Linked DNA regions of Homo sapiens: region 1 is linked to region 2. Evidence: chromatin loops called from intact Hi-C (ENCODE). Cell type or tissue: heart left ventricle. All regions are shown on one strand.

The links. Hi-C counts contacts between places; a loop is a spot of excess contacts. Peaks named below come from ENCODE experiments on the same cell type or tissue, not always from the same donor. Only the 100,000 strongest peaks of a DNase experiment are listed, where the experiment ranks them.
Region 1: it touches region 2 in a loop (5-fold over the local background); 78 of 110 quality-filtered maps call a loop at or near these places.

What each region holds. Positions count from the first base shown.
Region 1 is chr5:180,864,527-180,872,526 of GRCh38, forward strand. LOC124901155 (a long non-coding RNA gene) reads left to right here and starts at 5,248. Exons shown (of 2, transcript XR_007059089.1): 1 at 5,248-5,443; 2 at 6,436-6,840. In heart left ventricle, a CTCF peak has its summit at 4,645; a DNase peak (open chromatin) is centred at 4,655.
Region 2 is chr5:180,780,595-180,788,594 of GRCh38, forward strand. It overlaps MGAT1 (alpha-1,3-mannosyl-glycoprotein 2-beta-N-acetylglucosaminyltransferase), which reads right to left. Exons shown (of 2, transcript NM_002406.4): 2 at 4,186-8,000. Among named protein-coding and RNA genes, the nearest start is that of MGAT1, 18 kb to the right of the region's middle. RefSeq lists enhancers at 4,441-5,352, 5,353-6,263. In heart left ventricle, a CTCF peak has its summit at 4,107 (motif pointing right); DNase peaks (open chromatin) are centred at 4,097, 5,334 and 6,664; H3K4me3 peaks cover 590 bases; H3K27ac peaks cover 2,758 bases.

The DNA of each region.
Region 1 (8,000 bases), 84 kb after region 2:
GGCACATGCCACCACACCAGGCTAATTTTTGTATTTTGGTAGAGACAAGATTTCACCATGTTGGCCAGGCTGGTCTCAAACTCCTGACCTCAGGTGATCCGCCCACCTTGGCCTCCCAAAGTGCTGGGATTACAGGCGTGAGCCACTGCTCCCGGCCTCAGATTAATTTTTTAATTTTTTTTGCAGCGGTAGGGTCTTGCTGTGTTGACCAGGCTGGTCTCAAATTCCTGGGCCTCAAGTGATCCTCCCACCTTGGCTTCCAAAAGTACTGAGATTACAGGTGTGAACCACCATGCCCAATGGCAAATTTATTTTAAAATAAAATCTCTCCTCCCACTGTACCATAATATCAGTTCATTATGTTAAATCTGGAAAACAGAAAAATTATTCTTAATTTAGTAAACTAGTTTTTGGTCTTGTTGCCCAGACTGGAATGCAGTGGCACGATCTCAGTTCACTGCAACCTCCCCCTCCCAGGTTCAAGGGATTCTCCTGCCTCAGCCTCCTGAGTAGCTGGGATTACAGGCGCACACCACCATGCCCAGCTAAGTTTTTGTATTTTTAGTAGAGATGGGGTTTCATCATGTTGGCCAGGCTGGTCTCAAACTCCTGACCTTGGGTGACTCACCTACCTCGGCCTCCCAAAGTGCTGGGATTACAGGCGTGAGCCACCGCGCCCGGCCTAAACTTTCCTTTTTTTAAAAAAAATAGAGACAAGGTCTTACTATGTTGCCCAGGCTGGTCTTGAACTACTGAGCTCAAATGATCCCCCTGCCTCAGCCTCCCAAAGTGCTGGGATTACAAGCATGTGCCACCACACCCAGCCCATAATTTAGTAAATTTTCTTACTTAGTAAACTTTAGTAAACTTAGTAAACTTACTTAGTAAACTTAGTAAACTTTTTTCTATCACCAGTTTGTGAGTGTTTTTCAGATAGTGTCATAATCATACTATATCTGTATTTTTATATAGCATTTTTACAAATAATATTATACATTAGCATTTTTCATGTTTTTACTCTCTGTGATATTCCATTAAACTACAGTCTCCTTAACTATTCTGTATAACTCACAGAGGTTTTTTCTAAGTATGTCTTTTTTAAAAAATAAATCAGTGCTGTTTTAGATAGTAGCGTGCAGAACGCTTTCATCGTATTTTCCTTGGAATAATTGACAAGAAGAGGAATCACTGGTTCAATAGACAGACATTTTTAAGAGTCTTAAAATAAGAACAATAGGGAATTAGAAACACTAATAAGCTTAATAGGTAAACACTGGAAACAATCAGAGTAAAGAACTAGACAAGGTTGTTACTCATCAGTACTATTATTTCCCATTGCAGCTGGATTAAACAAAGAAAAAAGAAGTCAGAATATAAACATTGGAAAGCAGAGGTGTAATTGTCTTATTTGCAGATATGATTTCATTTTTGGAAAACTCACAAGAATTAACTTGAAAAAACTAGAAAAAACGAGAATGCTGTAAGGTGTGTTTTCAAAATTAACATATAGAAATCAAGTTTCCTTATATAGAAACTACAGTTGGAATAATGGAAGGAAAGACTACATTTACAATAGAAACAAACAAAAGACCAAATGCCCAGGAATTCATGACTCACGTGCAAGACCCATATGAAGAAAATTTACAGTGCTCCTGGGGACATAGAGGATGAACTAAACTTATGGAAAGATTCTTGGATGTTCCATTCACATGAATGGAAACACTTGACATCAGAACAGTCATTTCTTGTAAAGTATAATTGTCATGATCCTGATAAAAGCTAGCAATAGAATCTCCTTTGGCAACCCACAACTGATTCTAAAGTTCACATGGACAAATTTAACAGACTCTTGCTTGTTTCTAGCTAGAAAATGCCTATAAAAATATGAATGACGCAAGGCACTATTAAGGCACGTTAATAATTAAGCTGGTATAATTCTGAGACATACATATAAAGTCTAGAAATAGACCTAAACAGTCATGGGTATTCGGCATCTGGTAAAGCTAGCATTTCAAACTAGTGGCAAAGACAGAACAGGGACAGCTGGGAAGCATTGGGGAAAAAATGAAGTTGGATTCAAACCACAGCCCTTACACCAGGATGAATGCCAGGTGTATCTAAGACTGAACTGTGAAATGCACACACACCAACCATCCTGGCAGCTGCTCCCACTTCCATAAAATTTTACAAAGAAAAAAAAAAAACTGCAGGAGATTGCTTTGCTCATATTGGACTGAGGGAGGGTTTTTGTTTTCTTTCTTTCCTTTTTACTATAACGCAAAATCCAAAAACTGTAAAAGTAAAGATAGAGCAATTCAAACACATAGAAATAAAATACTTCCGTGTGGCAAAACCACTACAAGAAAAGTAAAAAAATCAAATGACTAACTGGGAAAAAATATTTGCATGTTATATCACAAAGGGCAAATTTCCCTGATACACAGAGCTTCTCCAAAATTGAAAACCTGAACAACCCAGTGGAAAAATGGGCTCACAGGAAAGCTTATACAAATGATTCAAAATAAAAAAGAATGCAAGCCCAAACTACATGGAAATACAATTTTTCTCTTATTAGAATGGCAAAGATCCTGAGTTTGATCCACGCTGTGGTGGTGACAGCATGGTGGGGAAAGCACTCTTCCCCGCTGGTGGGGTGTTGACGGACCTCACCTCCAGGGAAGGCAGCGTGCGGTGTGGATGGACGTGCACGTACTCTTTGCCGCAGCAATTCTCCTCTACGAGTCTACCCTGCTGGTATAGTCACACACTCATGAAATGGTGTGTGAAAAGGTTATTCACAATAGTGTGTCTAAAGTAAAAGATGGAGAAAACCTAAAGGTCCAAACTAAAGACGTGATTACATAAATTATTGTACATTCACGTGTATTAGTTTTCCAGGGCTGCTGTAAGAAAGTACCCCACACAATGTGGCTTAAATAGGAACAAGTTATTGTCTCACAGTTTTGGAGGCTAGATGTCTGAGATCAAGGTGTCAGCAAGTTTGGTTCCTTCTGAGGCTGTGAGGGAGAATCGGTTCCACGTTTTGTACCTAGCTGCTGGTGGTTTGATGGAAATCCTTGGTGTTCCTTTGGACGGAGACCACCACTTCTCCTGTTGTCCTTCCCAGCTTCTCCCCAACCTCCCCTTTTCCCTAGTTTATAAGACAGGAGAAAAGGGAGAAAGCACAGAGTTGGAAAGAAACAGAAGATAGCGAGACGACCTTGGCGCCACCACCTGGCCCTGGTGGTTAAAATAATAATAATAATAATAATAATAATAATAATAATAATAACCCCTGACCAAAACTACTGGTGTTATCTGTAAACTCCAGACATTGTGTGAGAAAGCACTGTAAAACTTTTTGTTCTGTTAGCTGATGTGTGTAGCCCCCAGTCACGTTCCTCACGCTTACTTGATCTATTATGACCCTTTCACGTGAACCCCTTAGAGTTGTAAGCCCTTAAAAGGGCTAGGAATTTCTTTTTCGGGGAGCTCGGCTCTTAAGACGTGAGTCTGCCGATGCTCCCGGCCGAATAAAAACCTCTTCCTTCTTTAATCCGGTGTCTGAGGAGTTTTGTCTGCGACTTGTCCTGCTACACTTGGCTTGTGGACACAGCACCCAGTCTCTGCCTTTACCATCACACACAGCCTTCTCACTGCATGCATGCCTGTGTGCAAATTTCTCCCTTTTTTAAGGAGACCAGTTATATCGGATTAGGGCCCTAAACTACTCACTCCAGCATGACCTCGGCTTAACTAAATACATCTGCAATGACTCTGTTTCCAAATAAGGTCACATTAGGAAGTATCTGGGGTTAGGACTTCAACATACGAATTTTGGGGGAACACAGTTCAACCCATAACAGCATGCAATGTACTACTTTCAGCCATAAAAAAGGAAGAGGGGCCTCTTTATAAAATGGTATGGGAAAATCTCCAAGATGCATGTGAAATAAAGAAATCAATGTGCCAAGCTATGTTATAATTTGCATAAGAAAGGGTGAAATGAATGTGTACATATTTGTGTATGTTCATAAAAATGTTCCTGAAAGTTCACACCAGAAACCACTAACCGGGGCTGTCGGTGAGGAGGCACCTGGGTGGCTGGAAGAGAAGGGTGGGAAGGAGAATTTTCAGTGCATATCGTCTTTATACTCCTGCATTTTGAACCACGAGAATATAGTATTTATTCAAAAATTATATGTAAACATAAATAATCCTAAATTGCATCAGATTGCTAAACTACTACTTCAAGAAGGAGTATTTCAATTTATAAAGTTTCCAACTATAAGTAAAAGCTCTTTACTCACTCACCTCCCCAGGATTGGGTTGTGGCAGGTTTGTTTTTTCTCTAAATTTGTAGGCAGCAAATAGTGTCTGGTTGTTTAATTTTCTTTACCCTTCTATCATGTGTGTCACCCAATTGAGCCATCTCTCCCAGGGACTGCCTGTCCTGTCCTTACATCAAGTCTTTCGGTACCTTTTGTAGAGTTTGTGTCCATTGTGGGAACACATTCTTTATTAAAGAAGTTCACCTTTTGAATTGGCCATCAATTGCTGTTCTCTTTCCTGCTTGCCCTTTAACACCAACAATTTCCTTTCATCCCTCAAGCTTTACATGGATGTGTAAAATCTGTGTGGCAGGTGGCGCTGTTGAGCTGGAAGGGACCGTGGGATGAATCTGGAGAAACCTGTTACCAGAGGCTCTTAAGGGATAACCCACAGTCCCTGGGAAAAGGTCTAGAAGGAGCAAGCAGCCTCCTACTGTTATCATTTCTGGGTCCTGTGGAAAGGGAGATGTCTGTGTCAGGAGTTCTGACTGACACTTACATCTAAAATGATAATCAACAACAGCGAGAAATTTTATGGGGCTTATTTTGTGCCAAGCACTCTTCTAAATGCTTTATATATATAGATACATTGAATCTTCTCAACAGCCCTTTGATGAAGGCACTGTGTGTGTGTGTGTGTGTGTGTGTATATATATATATATATATATATATATATATATATATATATGCACATACATATACCTGTTCTACAGAAGGGGAAACAGAGAGGGAAAGCAAATTGTCCCAGGACACACAGCTGGTAGTTTTGAGGCTGTGATCTTTGACATCTTTGAAATGCTCTGGCCTGGGCACCTGCTGGTTCAAGCCCAGCTGCTTGTTCTCCTCCTGTAGATATATTCATCTCTGGTTGTTGTTCACAAGCCACAGAGTGCCAAGACCAAACAGGAGGCTGTTAGGACACCACCCTTACAAGCCTCTGCCAACTTGGCAGGAGGAGGAAATTTTTGTTTTAAAAGAAAGAGAACTGGATGTCCTCTTGTACACATGGATTAACTCACAGTTTCATAAGACCTTGGGAAAGGAGAAAATCAAAGGAGCTGTCTTTCCCTAATTTGGACGGAGAGTTGGTGAAAAATGGCACCTGCTCCAAGGTATTTTCTTGAATCTGTGTTGGGCTCTGGGTTTCTTATGGGACTGGGCAGTTGTGTAATCTTTGGTCTCTGCTCCCTCATCTGGAATATAGGTAATAATAATACCTACTTCACAGAGTTGTGAAAATTAAATTAGCATATGTAAGGCACTTAGAACATACATATTGATATATTGAATCTTGTCAATAACCCATTGATGACAGCACTGCATACATCCCCATTTTACAGATGGGGGAACAGAGAGGGTAAGAAAACTGTCCCAGGACTCACAGCTGGGCAGTCTTGAGGCTCAGATCTTATGACGCCATACAGTATGCACTATCTGAGTTTTCATGATTGGTGTTGCTGTGGTCACACTCCCGGAGGTACCGTGTCTTCCTGAGGGGAGTGGATCACCTTTCTCTATCTCCCTGGGAAGCGGAAGATGTTGGGGCGGGATCTGAGGACTTGAAAAGTGCAGCCTTAGCTGGGTCAGTGGTTGACCCCTCCCTCTCTCTGGGTCTGGCTGTGTCGGAGTCCAGAGAAACACTGAGGGAGCAGGTCAGGAGCTGGCAGGGAGTGCCCCGTAGGGGCCCCACGGGACTGCCCAGGGTCTGTGGGTGTGGAAGGTAGCCTGTGGCAGGTTATTCTCCGAACAATAGCTCTTCTGAAGCATGATGGTCTGGTTGTGACTGGACTAAGGGAAAATTACAAGAAAGGCTTACGTTCATATCTGCCTGTGTGGTGCGCACCAGGGTCCCGAGTACAAAGCACTGTTACTAAACTGGAGGTGACAGCAGTGTAGACACACACAATCTGGACTGGCCCTGGAGGACACATGGAATACCTCAAAGACCCAGCAATGCTAGAAAAGCGCAATGGTGTAGTCAGCATAGTTAGACGAGGTTGCAGTAACAAATACACCCTCCCTCCCGGTGGCCTAAGACAAGAAGGTTTATTTGTTCTTCACGTAAACTTCATTGTAAGTCAGTTTGCTCTCTTCTGTCTTGCAGCCATAATATCTGGAATGTGTGGCCTTCAGAATTGCCACTGTAGAGAAGAGAAGGCTGGAAGACCCCATGGGATGCTTTAAGGGCTAGGCCCAGAAGTGCAATTACGTCATTTACAACCACCTCTCTTTGGCCAGAACCAGGTCACACAGCTCCGTTCTAACTGCAAAGGAGGCCAGGGCTTAGAAGATCTCGTGGATATTTGGTGAATACTGGCAGTCTTGCCATAGTCAGGAAACTTCAAAAAGGGGAAAAGATGCCCTATGGCCACACTCCACTCTGGCCCACAAGCTGGCATCATCCAATGACGTGGCCGATGTGGCCTCATTTGTTGCGTGGGCTGGCAAAACCCATATTCAGGTTATACAGGAATCCTTCATTAAAGTTTAGAGGTCCTTTCTCCTCCAAGGCCCAGTTCTGTTTTTTTTAAAATTAATTTTAAAATATTTTTCCCTTTGATCTTTTAATTAATGAACTATTACCATATAACAAATTGCCCCCAAAACTCGGTGGCTTAAAACAACAAACATTTATTATTTCACAGTTTATGTGGGCCAGGAATTTGAATGCATATTAACTGAGTGGCTCTGATTCAAGGTCTTTGACGAGGCTGTACTGAAGGTGTGGACTGGGGTTGCAGTCATTTGGAGAAATAGCCCAGTTGGAGTTGGAGGATTTGCTTCCAAATTGGCTCGTTCCCGTGGCTGCTGGTGGGAGGCCTCAGTTTCTCATAGTACAGGTCCCTCCACAGGCCTGCTTGAGTGTCCTCATGGCATGACAAGTGATCCAAGAGAGAGGGTGACACTGGACCATGGCGCTTTTTATGCCCTGGTCTCTGAAGGTGCACACCGTCGCTTTTGCCGTATGTTACTCCAGTAGAAGCAAATCACTAAGTCCATCCCACACTCAAGGAAAGGACCTAAACTCCAACTCTTCAAAGCAGGAATATAAAAGAATTTCTGGAAATATTTTCAAACTACAACAGTCTCCCTTGAATTTATTTTGGAACATGAGTTTCCATTCCCTACGAAGAACTGATTGCCCCATTACCATTTACTCATTTAACTTCCCCATTGAACTAATTTATCGTATTAAATCATTATCTAGAAAAGGGCTTGTCATGGGCCACCTATTTAGTTACATTGACCTGTCTGGCTATTGTCATGTCCAAGTACATTTAAATTTTTCAGAGGTCATAAAACTTTAAGCCAGACCACAAGCTCCCTAGTAGCACAGCCTGTAGACATATAAGGGATTATACTATGTTGTATTAAGTGCAGGGTCTTAGCACACTATGAAGTGTACATATGAAGTTGTACTGCCCTTGAGGGCAGTAGCAACTCGACTGACAGAGGCTCTGCCCGAAGCCAGGCAGTGATCATGCTGAAGGTCAGGCCAACGAGGGTGTGTGTGTGTGTGTGTGTGTGTGTGGTGGGAGTGGGAGGGTGCTGGGGTACCAAGAATGGCAGCTGAACTGCATCTTTTGTTAGAGATCCGAAACTCTCAGCTTGCGGGACTTTACTTCACAGGCGTAAGCACAATCTGATGGAAAATTTGAATCCTGAAAA
Region 2 (8,000 bases):
GCTCACGCCTGTAATACCAGCACTGTGGGAGGCTGACACAGGAAGATCGCTGGAGCCTAGAAGTTTGGGACCAGCCTGAGCAACATAGCAAGACCTGGTCTCTACAAGTTTTTTTTAAAAAATTAGCCAGGCACGGTGGTATGCACCTGTGGTCCCAGCTACTCAGGAAGCTGAAGTGGGAGAATCATTGGAGCCCCAGAGGTTTAGGCTGCAGTGAGCCGAGACTGTGCCACTGCACTCCAGCCTGGGTGACAGAGAAGGACACTGTCTAAAAAAAGAAAATGAGAGAGAGAGAGAGAGAGAGAGATGACTGGGATCTTTCTCATTGCCCCAAATTTTGTGAAGGAGAAACAAAGTATATCCTTTTTATGAAAATGGTAGGCCGGGTGCAGTGGCTCATGCCTGTAATCTCAGCACTTAAGGAGGCCAAGGTGGGTGGATCACCTGAGGTCAGGAGTTTGAGACTAGCCTGGCTAACATAGTGAAACCCCATCTCTACTAAAAATACAAAAATTAGCCAGTCTTGGTGGCACATGCCTGTAATCCCAGCTATTCAGGAAGCTGAGGCAGGAGAATCGTTTGAACCCGGGAGGTGGAGGTTGCAGTGAGCTGAGATCGCACCACCTGCACTCTAGCCTGGGTGACAGAGCAAGACTCCATCTCAAAAAAAAAAAAAAAAGAAAAAGAAAAAAATGATAGAGGCTTCCTTATACAAATATGGATACATGAATATGCTATTTGCAATGAGGCGTAAATTGATAGCTTGAAAAAAGAGCAAGAGTAAAATGAAATGCCCCAGAGACCCCAGGAGGTGGAAAGTACAACAGGACAAGGTGTGTGTGCTGTTATGACATAGAGATGCATGTACTGGCTTTCATCCATGGTTGCTGGTTGGTAACTCCCACATTCCTTGTTGCTGGCCATTTTTTCTTTTTCCTTTTTTTCAGCTGAGGGAATTTAGCCAATCCAGAGGCCTTGTTCCCCATAATTTGGAACTTTTCTCTGGATTTGATCAAGTCGGGTAGAGTTGGTCAAACCTAATGGGAAAGAGACCAAAACAACAAAAACAGAAACTAACAAATTTTTAAAAAGCAGTTAATCAAAACAAACAAATGATCACACAATTTATATTATTACTGAGCACTCTAATGGTAAGGAGGAATTAAGACCAACTGGTTGTTCATCTTAACTTTAGTGATTAAGGAGAATTTCCAAGACAAAACCCCCATTCAGCTACTTACCTAGGAATGAGACCTGGCTAAAGACTGTGCTCTACTGAGGGAGAAGACCACCCCTCATATTGTCTCATGCCCAATTTCTGCCTCCAAAGAAAGAAGAAGTAAAAATGAAAAGGCAGAAATGAAATCCACAAGCAGACAGCCCGGCGCCACACCCCGGGCCTGGTAGTTAAAGATCGAGCCCCGGCCTACTCGATTATGTTATCTGTAGATTCCAGACATTGTATGGAAAAGCACTGTGAAAACCCTTGTCCTGTTCTGTTCCAATCTGATTACCGGTGCATGCAGCCCCCAGTCGTGTACCCGCTGGTTGCACAATCGATCACGACCCTCTCACGTGGACCCCCTTAGAGTTGTGAGCCCTTAAAAGGGACAAGAATTGCTCACTAGGGGAGCTCAGCTCTTCAGACAGGAGTCTTGCCAATGCTCCTGGCTGAATAAACCCCTTCCTTCTTTAACTCGGTGTCTGAGGAGTTTTGTCTGCGGCTGGTCCTGCTACACTACTATCCTAGAAGTAGGAAAAAACTCAAACTTGCTTTCCCTGTTGGAAGTGGGCTGAAATTCCACAAAGGAGTTGCCTGCACCCCATTATCATGGAAGCAGGAAAACTCTCCCTCCTTGTTGAAAGTGAATAAAACTCCAGAAAAAGAGTTTCACAGCAGAATAATCCTTAAACCTCAACCAGATTTTGGAAGATCAGGGATTCTCTGGAGACAGGAGCTCCCAGGGCTCAGCAAATTGTCCAACTGATTTGAGCAATAAAGGTAGCTCAAGCTGGCACCAAGTACCCGTAGGAGATTTGCCAAAGGTCAGGGGTAGCTCCACTCAGAATCCCTTCATGGTTACCATGTAAACCAAACAGTATCTGAGACAGAGCTCAGTCAATTTAGAAGTTTATTTTGCCAATGTTAAGGACATGCACCCAGGACCCAAGTCTGTGCCTTTCTCCAAAGATGATTTTGAGGGCTTCAATATTTAAAGGAAAAAGGGCAGGTATTGCAGAAAGAGGAAGACATTTTTAAAAGGTGTGGGTAGATAAAAGGCAAGTGGTTGCCTTCTTTTGAGCCTTTGATCAGCCGTCCACATGTAAGGGAGGCAAAGGAATAGTCAGCTAGCTGGGGTGAATCTGCACTTTCACATAAGATAAAGTAGGGCAGAGGAAGCAATCACATATGCATTTGTCTCAGGTGAGCAAAGAAATGGCTGAGTTCTTTCCTTTGTCCCATCACTGCGAAGATAGACTATCAATTTACATTGTCAGGGTGGAATTCAACAGAACACTTTTAGGGTAAAGATCTTGCCCACAAGGGCAAATTGTGAGGGAGGCATGTAGCTTTTTTATTTGTGAATGGAAGGCAGGTTTGTGTGACACAGTTCCCAGCTTGATCTGTCCCTTCGGCTTAGTGATTTTGAGGTCCCAAGTTGTATTTTCTCTTCACAATATGTGTACGTATATTGGTTTATGTATTGGTTTTCAACCCAGGGTTCCTGGCTCATAATTCCCACAGCCCTTGTTACAGTCTTTTGTTACAGTGTTGGGTGAGTCAGGCCTCAGGGGCAGGACTCTGACCTTCCACTGCCCTGAGGCAGGACTCAAGGCCCTCCCATGAGAGGGTCCCATCCTATACCCTGGGGGAAGGAATGCTAAAGTCATGAAGCTTCCATAAAAAACCAAGGGGACTGGGCCGAACACGTGGAGGCCGACAGGAGGGTGAAGAACTCGTCCACATGCCGGGAGGGTGGGGCACCCCAGCTCCACGGCAACAGAAGCTCCTGTGCTTCCAGGCCTCACCCTATGTACCTCTTCGTCTGGCTAATTATCCATATCCTTTAAAATATCCTTCTTAGTAAACTGATTCTCTGTGAGCAACTCCCCCAGATTAATCAAACTCAAAGAGGGGGTTGTGGGAACCCCAACTTGAACCCAGTTGGTCAGAAGTTCTGGAGGCCCCAACATTCGATTGGTGGGGTGGGGCAAGGATGAGTCTTGGGGATGGAGCCCTCAACCTGTGGGATCTGGCACTATCTCCAGGTAGACAGGGTTGGAACTGATTGGAGGACACCTGGCTGACGTCCACCGCTTGGGAGTGGGGAGAGGTCCCCACACGTTTGGTCACAGAAGTCTTCTTCTGTGTAGATGATTGTTGCAGTGTGAGAGCGGAGGGAAAACATGGTTTCAGGAGAGTCTTCCCTCACACTATGTGATTGGAGCAAAAGGACAAGAAAGATGAACTGAAGGACAAAGGAGAATTTAGGGAGAATCAGGGGCATCGGTTCAGCTGAGGGAGGGGCGTTGGAACCACAGCTGCATGCTGTCTAACTGGGGTGGAGAACTGCTAGGGCTTGGCCTGGAGCCAGGCGGGCATCAGGGCAGGCTCCAATTCAAGGGAGCAATATGACAAGGACAGGGAAGTCACACTTGATATTTCAGGTGAGGCCTCACCCAAGATTTTGATTTTTTTTTTTTGAGAGGAGTCTCGCACTGTCTCCCAGGCTGGAGTGCAGCGGTGTGATCTCGGCTCACTGCAAGCTCCGCCTCCCGGGTTCACCCATTCTCCTGCCTCAGCCCCCCGAGTAGCTGGGACTACAGGCGCCCTTCACCACGACCAGCTAATTTTTTGTATTTTTAGTAGAGACGGGGTTTCACCGTGTTAGCCAGGATGGTCTCGATCTCCTGACCTCGTGATCCACCCACCTCAGCCTCCCAAAGTGCTGGGATTACAGGCGAGAGCCACCGCACCCGGCCAGATTTTGATTTTTAAAAACCCAGGTATGAGGCCATCAGGCTCTGTTCTGCAGTTTCAGAACCAACTGGCTTGATTCATTCATAAGGAGGCCGAGGACTCCCAGCTGTCAGTAGAGGGCAGCCGTGCCCAATGAAGACCAAGTTCAGGTCAGAAGCTTGCTCAGCAAGCCAAGAACCAAAGATAGTTAATCTGGGCAGGGCGGTTATGTATGAATTTTATTTTCCTTTTATTTTTCAATGTTTTTAGGTAGTTACACGATAAGCACATATTACTTATATACGAAAAAAGTTATTTAAAAAACAATATTCATTCTTTACCTTTCTATCAAGTGGTACAGAAAATTATACGGTATATATTTGCCGTGTGGCAAAATATTCCTCGTTGGATCATGTCAGTGGAAAGAGTATGGTTCTTCTTTGTATTAGTCTTTCAACTTCCCTGTGAGTTTGAATATTTTCATAATAAAAACTTGAAAAACAGAATATAAAATTGAAAAAAAGTTTTGGAAGGAAAAAATATTCCCATCCTTTAATTCAAGAACATCTACGTAAATAATAGAACCAGTCTCCTAGATGACACTGCTCCCCACCCTTGGATGCTGATGAGTAAATGTTTTAAAATTCTATTCTCAAAATATTTGTTCAAACATTCCATTCTGGTCACATAAAATCTTCCACCGTTTCAAGGACAGAACACAGTATCCGAGAGTTCTGGTTTCTACTGTTGCTCAGCAAACTCCCGCAGAACTCAGCAGCTTAAAATACCCGTTTCACATTGCCCACCATTTGTGAGTCAGAAATTCAGGCAGCCCTCGGCTGGGCAGTAGTTGCTTAGGGCATCCCATGTGGTTGTGTTAGATGCTGGCCAGGGATGTCCTCACGGCCCCTGTGGGTGACGGTGGCCATGGGTGACGGTGGCCGTGGGCCACTCCCCAGAACCCTCCAGCAAGGGGCTCAGGGTAGTCAGATGTCTTCCATGAACTCCCTGGAGCTCAAGGCCCCAAGTGTGCCTGTTCTAGCAAGAACCAGGAAGAGGCTGTCTCCCTGCCATGACCTAATCTAGCAGCCACACAGCCCCATTCCGCTGCCAGCGTCCTGCAGGCCCCTCCTCAGGGAAGGCCCTCGGTGAAGAGTGAGGCCTGATCGCCGCTCACCTACTCCTGATCCTGAAAGGTTTTGCCCTTTTCCTAAATAGAAACTCTGAAAAGTAATCAAACAGTATTTCCAAAGGAGGCTTTTGGCAGGCTTGCCTCATTGCCCTTGCAGGGAAGGCTGCCTGTCTCTAGCCATCTTCCTCTTCTTACAGCTGTGCTGAGACGTTTTTGGCTGGGGCAGGGCTGCTGCACTGAGGGTGCATCCCACCTCCTGCAGGGAAGGCAGCCAGACCACATTCCAGTGAGTGGAACGTGAGGGAAGGCTGTCTGCCCACTGCTTTTGTTCCATAAAGAATGAGGCTTGCCCTCCCTTCCCCTCTCCTGCTTCCTGGTAGCTGAACCAGGGCAGCATTTGCTGTGAGCTGGGAGCCATGTGTTGAAGACGGCGGAACAACAAAAGTGAAGACAAAAAAGAAAACTGCATCACTGGCATGTGCCCTTGTCAGTCAGCACTTCCGGGGCTGTGTGTGGCCTTCAGGAATTTCAGTTTTCATGCATGACCCTGAGAAGACTCAGCCCCCTGCCACAGTAGGACAGGTTTCTCAAACAACCCACTAGGGTTAGGGGCCCGCAGGTTTCATTCTGCCCCTCTCCAGGTCAGGGTTCCTAATGCACTCCCCCCAAAGCTCCCCATCACCCTGCCCTCTCCAAATCCTCGTCACTGTCACAAGCTTGGTCTTCCAGGCACCGTGTATGGCCGTGGTCCCTGTAGTCGCCCATACAATCACTCCCTTCTTAGTAACAGGAATCTTAATTTGATTCAGCTTCAGAAATACTTTTTCCAGCCTCTTTTGCTGACAGGGGTGCCTGTGTGATCCAGTTCTACCCAGGGAATTGTGACCCAGCGCTCTGTGAGCTTCCAAGAGAGGAGGAGGCAGCTGCCATCCACCCTTTACCTTCTTCCTTCCTCCTTCTTCCTAAAACGTGTGCTGGCTGGAGCTCCCGCAGCCAAGGAATGAGACCTGACCTCGTGCTAAGAAGAGTGAGACTGAGACCTGAGAAGGAGCCTGGGCCCTGACGGTGGAGGAACCCCCACACCAGCCTGCACCATCGACCTCTCATTTCCGTCCGGCGCTGGGATCCAGGCTTCCTGCTCTGCAACTGAATCCATTCTGACACACTGTCTTACAGTTCTGGTATAAAGGGTCAGACTTCAAGTTAGCCAAGGGAGGCAGTGGGGGAAAGTAACAGCCTTGGCACTACCCGGCCCCCTTTCTATCAACTGCCCCCGCTCTGCCCGCTCCAGACACATGTGGAGGGGGATTAAGTGTCGAGGGAGCCAAGGTGAACAGCAGGAAAAGGAAAGCAGTGGAGACAGAGATTTCCACCAGGCTTTACTCACAATGCAGCCATACGGATTAATCCCACAGCCACCACAGAAGGTTGTGTTACCCCCGCCTCACAGGAAGAGGCTCTGGCAGGAAGAACAGCTGGACCCGAGTCAGACACGCAGGTCACGGGCCCAGAGCAGGGCCGGCCCAGGCCCACCGCACTCTATGACATCGGCCACCAGGCTGGTCTCCAGGAAATAGGGCCCTGGTGTCTACTTCCTAAACTCCCTGTGAATTGCCAGGGGCCAGAATGTGGGTAGGTGGGAGAACAGATGGAGGCTGAAGGACCTCTGGTGGCAAAACACTGACCTCTACAGAGGTCTCATCAGAAAGCCTGAAATCCCACGTTAGATATTTCAGAAAGAGGGCAAGCTTCTGTTCTATACATTTGTATGTTATTTAAAGTTACACAGCCAGACAAATATGTACATAACACTATGGGTTTTGGTGGTAAATGTTTTATCTATGCATATTATGTATAGATGTGAGGAAGACGTCTGGAAGGATACACCACCCACGCGTAAACACACGTTAAGGGAGCGTGTGCAGTATGTTGTATCTAAAATGAACATGTAATACGAAAAGCCAGTAGCTGGTATTTGTAAAGGGGTGCTCTGTATCTAACCCTCTAAATGCCCCCCACCTCCCACCCTCTTGGCCTGCTCTGAGGGCTTCGTCTCCGTTTCCCTGGCCCCTCAGCCTTGGCAGGCTTCTCATGCAGGGCCCAGTGAAGGCTCAGGAGGGCCTTGGCCAGACTCCATCAGACATTTGTCTCCACTGGGGGCGACTTGATCCACAAATGAGATCCCACCAGTGACCCAGGTAAGAGGATTGCAAAGGCCAAGAGGCTTGAGGAGGGAAGGCTGCCCGGAAGGCAGTCTGTCCTGGAGACAGAGTGAGCAGGAACCCACAGTGAGAGCAGGAGTGGCAGGAGGTGGTCACAGCTGGAGGCAGAAGCAGGAATGCAGCAGCAGCAGCAGCCAGGCGCAAGGCAGCTCTGTAAACCTGCAAACTCGAGGCTGGCTGAACTCTACAGCATTGACTAACACGGGGCTTTTCCATCTGGCATTTCCACTTGCTTTGGTATCCACAGGCGCTTCCGGGCCCGGGGGCAGCCGCCACGCACACACGCATGCCACCTGAGCAAGCCTTGATGGGTGAATACCAGGAGACCCCTGAAGGTGCTCCTTGCTTCAGGAGCCTGAGAACCCAGTCTTTCGTCTTGTAAGGGGGTCCTCTGGCACCGCAGGCCCCAAACTCTACTCCTCCCGCCATCTCTCCTGGACCTCCCCGAGCCACGCAGCCCCCTCTTCCTCTCCACCCTCACAGGAGACCGCCGGTGCCTGGCCTGAGAATCCAAGTGCAGCTGGGGAATGGCCTGGAAGAGGCCGTAAAGGCTGGAATGGAACAGTCCAGCCTCACACAGTGGCTAACAGCACAGAGTTCATTCCAATCCGGCTCTCCCTCAACCATCTGTGTGACCTTGGGCAACTTCACCTCTGTGTGCCTGCTTCCTCACTGGTAAAACAGG